Regions from separate parts of the Homo sapiens genome. Here region 1 is linked to region 2. Evidence: chromatin loops called from intact Hi-C (ENCODE). Cell type or tissue: K562. All regions are shown on one strand. Links, peaks and the distances in the headings refer to the core of each region. The heading gives the core; the rest is flanking DNA.

The links. Hi-C counts contacts between places; a loop is a spot of excess contacts. Peaks named below come from ENCODE experiments on the same cell type or tissue, not always from the same donor. Only the 100,000 strongest peaks of a DNase experiment are listed, where the experiment ranks them.
Region 1: it touches region 2 in a loop (4-fold over the local background); 18 of 110 quality-filtered maps call a loop at or near these places.

Annotation. Positions count from the first base shown.
Region 1 is chr1:225,960,667-225,965,069 of GRCh38, reverse strand. It overlaps the pseudogene NDUFA3P3. Among named protein-coding and RNA genes, the nearest start is that of LEFTY2, 22 kb to the right of the region's middle. In K562, for the core only: a CTCF peak has its summit at 2,499 (motif pointing left); a DNase peak (open chromatin) is centred at 2,499; H3K4me3 peaks cover 223 bases.
Region 2 is chr1:225,552,333-225,556,735 of GRCh38, reverse strand. ENAH (ENAH actin regulator) reads left to right here. Exons shown (of 14, transcript NM_018212.6): 3 at 1,653-1,830. Among named protein-coding and RNA genes, the nearest start is that of LINC02765, 87 kb to the right of the region's middle. In K562, for the core only: a CTCF peak has its summit at 2,322 (motif pointing left); a DNase peak (open chromatin) is centred at 2,315; H3K27me3 peaks cover 642 bases.

The DNA of each region.
Region 1 (4,403 bases), core at 335-4,334, 410 kb before region 2:
TCCTGAGTAGCTGGGACTACAGGTGCGCGCCATCATGCCTGGCTAATTTTTGTATTTTTAGTAGAGACGGGGTTTGCCATGTTGACCAGGCTGGTCTTGAACTTTTGGCCTCAAGTGATCTGCCAGCCTCAGCCTCCTCCCAAAGTGCTGGGATTACAGGTGTGAGCCACCACGCCCGGCCACAATCAAGTTGACACTTAATATTAACCATCACACACATGAACATATTTCTGTTGATTATATACCTATGCTGGTCACAGGATGTGTAAATATTCAGCTTTAGGAGATATTGGGAGAAATAGCAACACTTGATATACATATATATACACATATATATATACATATATATACACACATATATATACATATATATACATATATATACACACATATATACATATATATACATATATACATATATACATATATATACATATATACACGCATATATATACATATATATACATATATATATACACATATATATGTGTGTATATATATACATATATATATACACATATATATGTGTGTGTGTATATATATATATATATATATATATATATATATATAAAGTTGTTGGTTTTCACATTTTTATTGGGAGCCATGCGAGGGGCCTCTTCTGTCAGTGGAGGTGCTCACACTTTCTTCAGCCACTCCAAGCTGGGGCCCTGGGGGCCCTGGGGGTGGCTGCACATGTCCGCATGTTCCCATCATCGTGGACGGGCACTGGATAGTTGTAGGGTGTGGCCTCATTGATCATGATGGAATACTTGGTGTAGGGGCTGAGTGGGGGCAGAATTACAGTGAGGCTCCCGATGACGAAGGAGACCACCAGCACTGGCTCCTTGGCCCAGGAGTTCTTGAGGAAGGCGCCAAGTCTCACAACCATCTTGGTCTCGGCTTTATATATATATATATATATATATTTATTACAGTGGGAGTGTGTGAGTTTGTGTGTGATTAGAGATTTCATCTCACTATGTTGCCCAAGCTGGTCTTGAAGGGCTCAAGCAATCCTCCCGCCTCAGCCTCCCAAAGCACTGAGAATAGAGGCATGAGCCACCGTGCCCGGCCACATCACGTATTAACTTGCATTTCCCTGATGACTAATGAAGCCAAGCATTTTTTCCTGTTGATTGGCCACGTGGATATCCTCTTCTACCATGTGCCTATTCTAGTCTTTTGCCCATTTTGTGAGGTTTTTTTTTTGCCATTTTTTTCATTGAATTGTCTGACTGTCCTTTTCTTATTGACTTTTTTTCTTTTTTTTTTTGAGATGGAGTCTCGCTCTGTTGCAGTAGTGCGATCTCAGCTCACTGCAACCTCTGCCTCCTGGGTTCAAGAGATTCTCCTACCTCAGACTCCTGAGTAGCTGGGATTACAGGGGCCCATGACTATGCCTGCGTAATTTTTGTATTTCTAGTAGAGATGGGGTTTCACCATATTGGTCAGGCTGGTCTCGAACTTCTGACCTCAGGTGATCCGCTCACCTCGGCCTCCCAAAGTGCTGGGATTACAGGCGTGAGCCACTGCGCCCAGCCTCTTATTGACTTTTAGCAAGTTTTTCTATATTCTGGATTCAAGTCCTTTGTCGGGTATATGAATTATGAATATCTTCTCCCACACTCTGGCTTGAATTTTCATTCTTATTGGTGTCTTTTGAGGAACAGGACTTCTTAAATTTAATATAGTTTAATTACCAAGTTTTTGTAAATAAGAATAGCCTAAATCAATACTGAGAAGTCATATTATAGCTGTTATACCGGTAACAAAACAAGAAAGCTAATTTTGAAACTTCCCTGTACTGCTGAGGATTCTGGGAAACAAATACACTCATTTCATTGCTCAAGATTTTTTTTAATTTTTAATTTTATTATTATTATTACTACCATTATTATTTTTGAGGCAGAGTCTCACTTTGTCGCCCAGATTGGAGTGCAATGGCGCGATCTCGGCCTACTGCAACCTCCGCCTCCCGGGTTCAAGCGATTCTCGTTCCTCCACCTCCAGGTGGGAATACAGGCACCCACCACACCCAGCTAATTTTTGAATTTTTAGTAGAGACGGAGTTTCTCTACTACAGAGAAAGGAGAGGCAGGCCAGGCTGGTCTGGAACTCCTGAGCTCAGGTGATCCGCCCGTCTCAGCCTCCCAAGGAGCTGGGATTACAGGTGTGAGCCACGGTGCCTGGCCGAATTATTATAAAATATATAATTTTTAAACATTTGATAAGCTCTTGCCCTAACCCTTCCTCTCTTACAGGGCGTCTCATAGTCGCTGCCTGAATCCTCCGGCTTGACGTTAAGTTAGAAGAGCAGGAGTTTTTCCATTAACCAGTTAGGGACTCTGGGCAAGTCCTTTGACCTCTCTGTCCTCGGTTTCTTCGTCTGGGAGGACCCTCTGCACCCCCTGGGTTTAGAGAAGATATGACCGTTCAGCAAAAGCACCTGAAGACAGCGCTGCAGAGGCACGGTCAGCACCGTGATTCCCATGTCTGCAGCGACCCCTGCTGGCTGCCGGCCCGGGCTCGGGGTCCACCGAAGCCCGCCTCCAGCCCCTACTTCTGTGCTTCCTGGAGGGCACTGCCCAGGAGCCTGGGCAGCTGCAGGTGGGTGGGTCCTCTGAGTCCGTTTTCCCCAGTCCTCCCTTTCGTCTTCTTTCCTCCTTCCCCCGCTACAGCCTGGGGTGGGACAGGAACCCCGAGAGACCTCACACAATTCTTCCCGGTAACTATCCCCCACCCTTGGACATTGCTTGACCACTTTAGTGTGCAAGACCTTTTTCACGAATACTCTTTCACTGGCGTGCTCAGAAGGAAATTTCTTTGAATGTGTGGGTTTATGAAGACAGCTTATACAGCCAAGAAGTACTTCCTTCAGAAACTAAAAATTCCGGCCAGGCGCTGTGGCTCACGCCTGTAATCCCAGCACTTTGGGGGACCGAGCCGAGCGGATCACAAGGTCAGGAGTTCGAGACCAGCCTGGTCAACATGGAGAAAACCCATCTCTACTAGAAATACAAAAATTAGCCGGGCATGGTGGCACATGCCTGTAATCGCAGCTACTCGGGAATCTGAGGCAGGAGAATTGCTTGAACCCGGGAGGTGGAGGTTGCAGTGAGCAGAGATCCCGCCACTGCACTCCAACCTGGGCGACAGAGTGAGACTCCATCTAAGAAAGAAAGAAAGAGAGAGAGAGAGAGAGAGGGAGGGAGGGAGGAAGGAAGGAAAAAGAAAAGAAGGAAAGAAAGAAAGGAAGGAAAGAAAGGAAACTAAAAATTCTAAGACATCCCAAGGGAGGATAGGACTCTTCCCCTAGACATCCCCTCTAGGGGATGTGGCGGGTGGGGTCTGGACCACAGGTTCTGGTGCCTTGCTTCATTCTCCATCCCCACACTTCATGGAGTTGATGTTCTCACATCTCATGGTTGATCAAACGGAGTGTCCGAGTGGTTAAATAACTTGCCTAAGCTTCTAAGTAGGTAGGTGAGGTAGGTTATTGGCAGAATTTATCTGTCGAGACTTCAGAGTTTGTGCATTAAAAATAAAATAGAATAAAAATTCTTTTTTTCTGATTATTTAAAAAAAAGCTTTCAGAGATTCTGGAAAATATATAAAGAATATAAAGATGAAGCTGAACATCACCCAGATGTCCTCAACTCAGTAATAGTCATTGTTAATACTTTGGTAAATATCCTTGTTTGTTTGCTTTTCTGTGTATATTGACTGAAATCATATATTATGAGTGAAGATGATATGTGTTCCTTTTTGATTTGACATTGCATAGTATGAGCTTTCTTTATGGCATGTAAAATTCTTCCACATGTGGTTTTTAATGACTATATAACAGTTTTCTCTGTGTATGCACCATCATTTGACCTTTCTTGTTTTGTGAGGCATTTGCATTTCTTAATTTTTTTGAAATTGTATAAAATCTTTGCATATTGACCTTTGCCTGAATCTCAAATGATCTCCCTGGGACATTCACAGATAGGTTCTTACTGGCGCTAGTCTATGAATATATGTACGTATATATTTTTTGAGACGGAGTCTCACTCTGTCGCCCAGGCTGGAGCATAGCAGCGCGAGCTCGGCTCACTGCAAACCCTGCCTCCCAGGTTCAAGTAATTCTCCTGTCTCAGTCTCCCTAATTTTTGTATTTTAGTAGAGACAGGGTTTTGCCATGTTGGCCAAGCTGGTCTTGAATTCCTGGCCTCAAGTGATCTGCCCACCTCGGCCTCCCAAAGTGCTGGGATTAGAGGTGTAAGCCACCACACCCAGCCAAGGAGATCAATATTTTTAAGGTTCTTGACACATATTATCAAGATACTGCACGACAAGATGACACCTGTAAGTGTGCCTAGCAACCATCTCACTGCTCCCTCACCGATGCTATTCCCTTCTCA
Region 2 (4,403 bases), core at 209-4,208:
GGGCACTAAAGCAGTAACTATAAAGGAAAAGATTGCTAATTTGAACAGAATCAAAGTGAAGAACTTACATCCATCAAGACACCGTTAAGAGTGAAAAGGCGATTCATAGAATGGCATAAGATATATGCATCACAGATAACCAACAATGATATCATATCTAGAATATATAAAGGGCTTAGAAATCAAAGAAGAAAAAAGTTGACAACTCAGGAGAAAAATGGACAAGAGACTTAATTCAAGCAGATATTCACAAAAAGAGACATCTAGATACCTAATAAAAATCAGGGAAATGCAAACTAAAACTGCAGTGATAAAGCATTCATACCCACCAGAATTGCTAAAATAAAGACTGACAGTACCAGTTGTAATGTTGCATAGTATGTAGAAGTAGCACAAGCTCTTGTATACTCTTGTGGAAATGTAAATTACTAGAACCAATTTGGAAAGCTACTTGGAATTTTCTACTAGAGCTGAACATACACATGTCCTGTGATATTTCCACTCCTGGGTATATGCCCAACAAAAATGAATGCTTGTTTGTACCAAAAGACATGCAGTAGAAAGTTCATAACATCGCAATTTTTAATAGCCCAAACTGCAAATAATCCAATTGTTCATTAATGGGAGAATGGTTAAATAAATATGATTTATACAAACGACTACCATAGAGCAGTGAAAATGAACAAACCACAGCTGCATGCAACAAGTGGATGGCTCTTACAATTTTGAGGATAAGAGAGCAGATACGTTTAATACATGTTGTATAACTCCATTTATATAAAATCCAAAAACCTACAAAACTCGATTAATAATAGGAAATAAATCTAATGAAAGATACTTAAGACCCCTATATAGATACTCAAGACCCTCCTCAGAATGATATGTTAGTTTTTGGATTTCATATAAATGTAGTAATTTATGATGTTAGAAGTGTGGCTAGTACCTTTTGGGAGGTGGGAGGAGTTAAGAAGAGGGGCTTCTGGTGTTGCTGTTTGATTTCTTAATCAGGGTACTGACTTCATGTGAACATTCAGAGAGATACACTCTTAGGTTGTGTATACTTTTTTGTATTTGTAAAACTTCAGCAAACAAGTTAAAATATATTTAATGAGGAAAATTTTTTTTTGTTTTGCTGATTTACTTTTTTTTTTTTTGAGACAGAGTCTCGCTCTATCGCCCAGGCTGGAGTGCAGTGGTGTGATCTTGGCTCCCTGCTAACTCTGCCTCCTGGATTCACGCCATTTTCTTGCCTCAGCCTCCCGAGTAGCTGGGACTACAGGCACCCGCCACTGCGCCTGGCTAATTTTTTGTATTTTTAGTAGAGATGGGGTTTCACCGTGTTAGCCAGGATGGTCTCAATCTCCTGACCTCATGATCTGCCTGCCTCGAGCCCTCCCAAAGTGCTGGGATTACAGGCGTGAGCCACCGTGCCCGGCTGATTTACTGTTTTATGGCAGACCTTTGTAATCAGCGAAAAGCTTAACTTCTATCAGACTGATATTTGTGTAGATTTTACCCAGATAATTGTTTAAGCAATTTTTGCCAAGGTCTGTTAGGAACACATTTGAATGAATATATACAATCAGCATTTGTTGACATCCTTGATTTTGCCAATTATTGGTTTGACTTTATAAAGAATTATTATTTTTTAGGTCGTGATAAACTGTGCCATTCCTAAAGGGTTGAAGTACAATCAAGCTACACAGACCTTCCACCAGTGGCGAGATGCTAGACAGGTGTATGGTCTCAACTTTGGCAGCAAAGAGGATGCCAATGTCTTCGCAAGTGCCATGATGCATGCCTTAGAAGTGTTAAATTCACAGGAAACAGGTAAGGTGCCCATGGTTTATTTGTATTTTCTTTCTTTTTCCAGAGACAAAGCAAAACTGAAGATTTACTTGTATTCTTGAACTGAAGTGCCATGTGTATGTTAAAACAAATGTTTGTTAACTTTTAGATCTTGTATATATTTGAAGTAGTTTTTGAATTTTTATTTTCTATAGAAATGTGAACTTTTTATTGATGATAAATGTATAATCTAGAAAGATAATCCTGTGAGTTTAGTTCTTTTTAATTCTGTAACCCTTTTATTTGAAGTATTTAGATGGGTTTCATCCTGCTTTAGAAACACTTCCGTTGCAAGTACATGAAGCCCAGAGAATATGCAGTGGATAGGAATTATGCTTATTTATCATCTTTGTGTAAAGAAACACATGTTTTCTGAAAGACATTTTTCAAAGCATGGACTTGAAGTAGGACTGGGTCTCCTTCCCAGTAGGTAAAAATGTGATTCTCGGTTTTTTTAAAGATTTTAGGAGTGCCCTCAGGTGGTATCAGTCATGAATTGCATCTCCTCTGATAGTGCATATTGGTTAGAAATATATATAGAAATCACTTTTTAAAAAAATCTCAATTTTTAAAAACTGTACATATGTCAAGGATAAGCTCAGTTTTGTCTTGGTTTAAAAAATAGAAAAATGTACCAGTGTGTGGTTATTTCTTTGAAGAGAGAGATTTTATAATCAGGAAATAATTGTTATACATGAAAACACAAATATGATTACTCTTGCCTATATTGTATATTTAGTAATGATTTTAATGATATAAATGTACTGTAAACAATATATATTTTAAGAGGAAAGAGTTGCAGTCAGATGAAAATTTGATACTTTGTTGAAAGTGTAGAATATCAAAATCTGTTCAAAATCTGTTATAAATACATTAAACAATGTATATGTTGCCTTATACTAAAAAGGGTTGAAGCATCTAGCTGGTGTGTTAGTCTGTCAAATACTAATTTCAGAGCAAGAAGACATTTTGGGATCTTGCAGAAACTTAAAGTTGTTATGCCTTTAGATGTTTTGTATCAGATCTTCTTTTGAGGAAATTAATATCAATACATAACTTATACATAGGTTGCATATTTTGTCTAGTTTGAGAAAATAAACCACTAGAACTTGGCCTGGTGTGTCTCTAAGTCCAGAAAATAGCATAGGAAAGTCTGTATAGTCTTGTATGTAGGTCATTTCTCTAAGTCTCTGTACTTCTCTCCTAGGTGTCAGTATTTTATTGGCATGCTATCATAGGTATAGAATTGCTTTTCATTTACTGTAGTTTTACCATAGGGAAGAAGCTAGAATTGTGATTCTTTTTTTTTTTTTCTTAATATCTTGTTGGATAGGTCAGTTATGTGATAAATAATTAAGGTACCAAAGTTTGGAGAGTAGACATTTGACTATCCCGTGTTTTAGAACAAACTAGCATTATTTTTATTTCTAAACTTTCAAAAGTGTATCCGTTGATATTAGAAACTAAATGTTACTGATATTAGGAACTTATATTGGAAACTAAATGTTCCTTTTTTAAAAGTAGTTAAAATTTTATTATTCCTCTTGTCATTGACTTTTGATTTTTAGTTTTTAGCCAAATGGAAAGGATTGTTTCTCTCAATGAGTAGTCATATGGTTTGATTTCAAAATGCAAATTTATTTATTTATTTTTTGAGACGGAGCCTAGCTCTGTTGCCCAGGCTGGAGTGCAGTGACGCGATCTTGGCTCACTGCAACCTCTGCCTCCCGGGTTCGAGTGATTCTCCCTCCTTAGCCTCCCAGGTAGCTGGGATTACCGGTGCTCACCACCACACCCAGCTAATTTTTGTATTTTTAATAGAGATGGCGTTTCACCATATTGGCCAGGCTGGTCTCAAACTTCTGACCTCAAGTGATCTGCCCACCTCGGCCTCCCAAAGTGCTGGGATTACAGGCATGAGCCACCGTGCACAGCCTTTTTTTAAATCTTGATCTTTTCAAATTAATGAATCTTAATGTGGAGAGACTCAATTACATTCTCTATTGTAAGGTAATAAGCATTAAGAAACAATGTTCCACATTATAGAAAGTTTGGCAAATAGGAAAATCGGCCATCATTTTACAAGCTACACAAGCATTTTAGTGTGGGAAAAAGGCTTCTTGTTAGATGATTTTGATACTTTATTCTCAGTCACAATCTCAACCACTCATACTAGGGGCTGAGGAAAGAGAGATAATGGTGGAAGAAATGAGTCCATCACAGCTGCCTCCTGGTATTGTGGATCAGTCACTGGCAAGGAAGCTTTTAGTTCTGTAGTTTTTCATCATGGAAAAAAAACCATATAGAATGGCTAAGTTCTAAATAGTCTGATTTACTTAGAAAATGACTGTTTTCATAAATTACTGTAGTTAAATACTATTTCTTATTTTTGATGGCCTTAATTAGTGTGGAAGTAGAAGCATGGGAGAGAGTAAGATGTTAAGAATCAGGGCCGGGCACGGTGGCTCACGCCTGTAATCCCAGCACTTTGGGAGGCTGAGGCGGGTGGATCACGAGGTCAGGAGATTGAGACCATCCTGGCTAACATGGTGAAA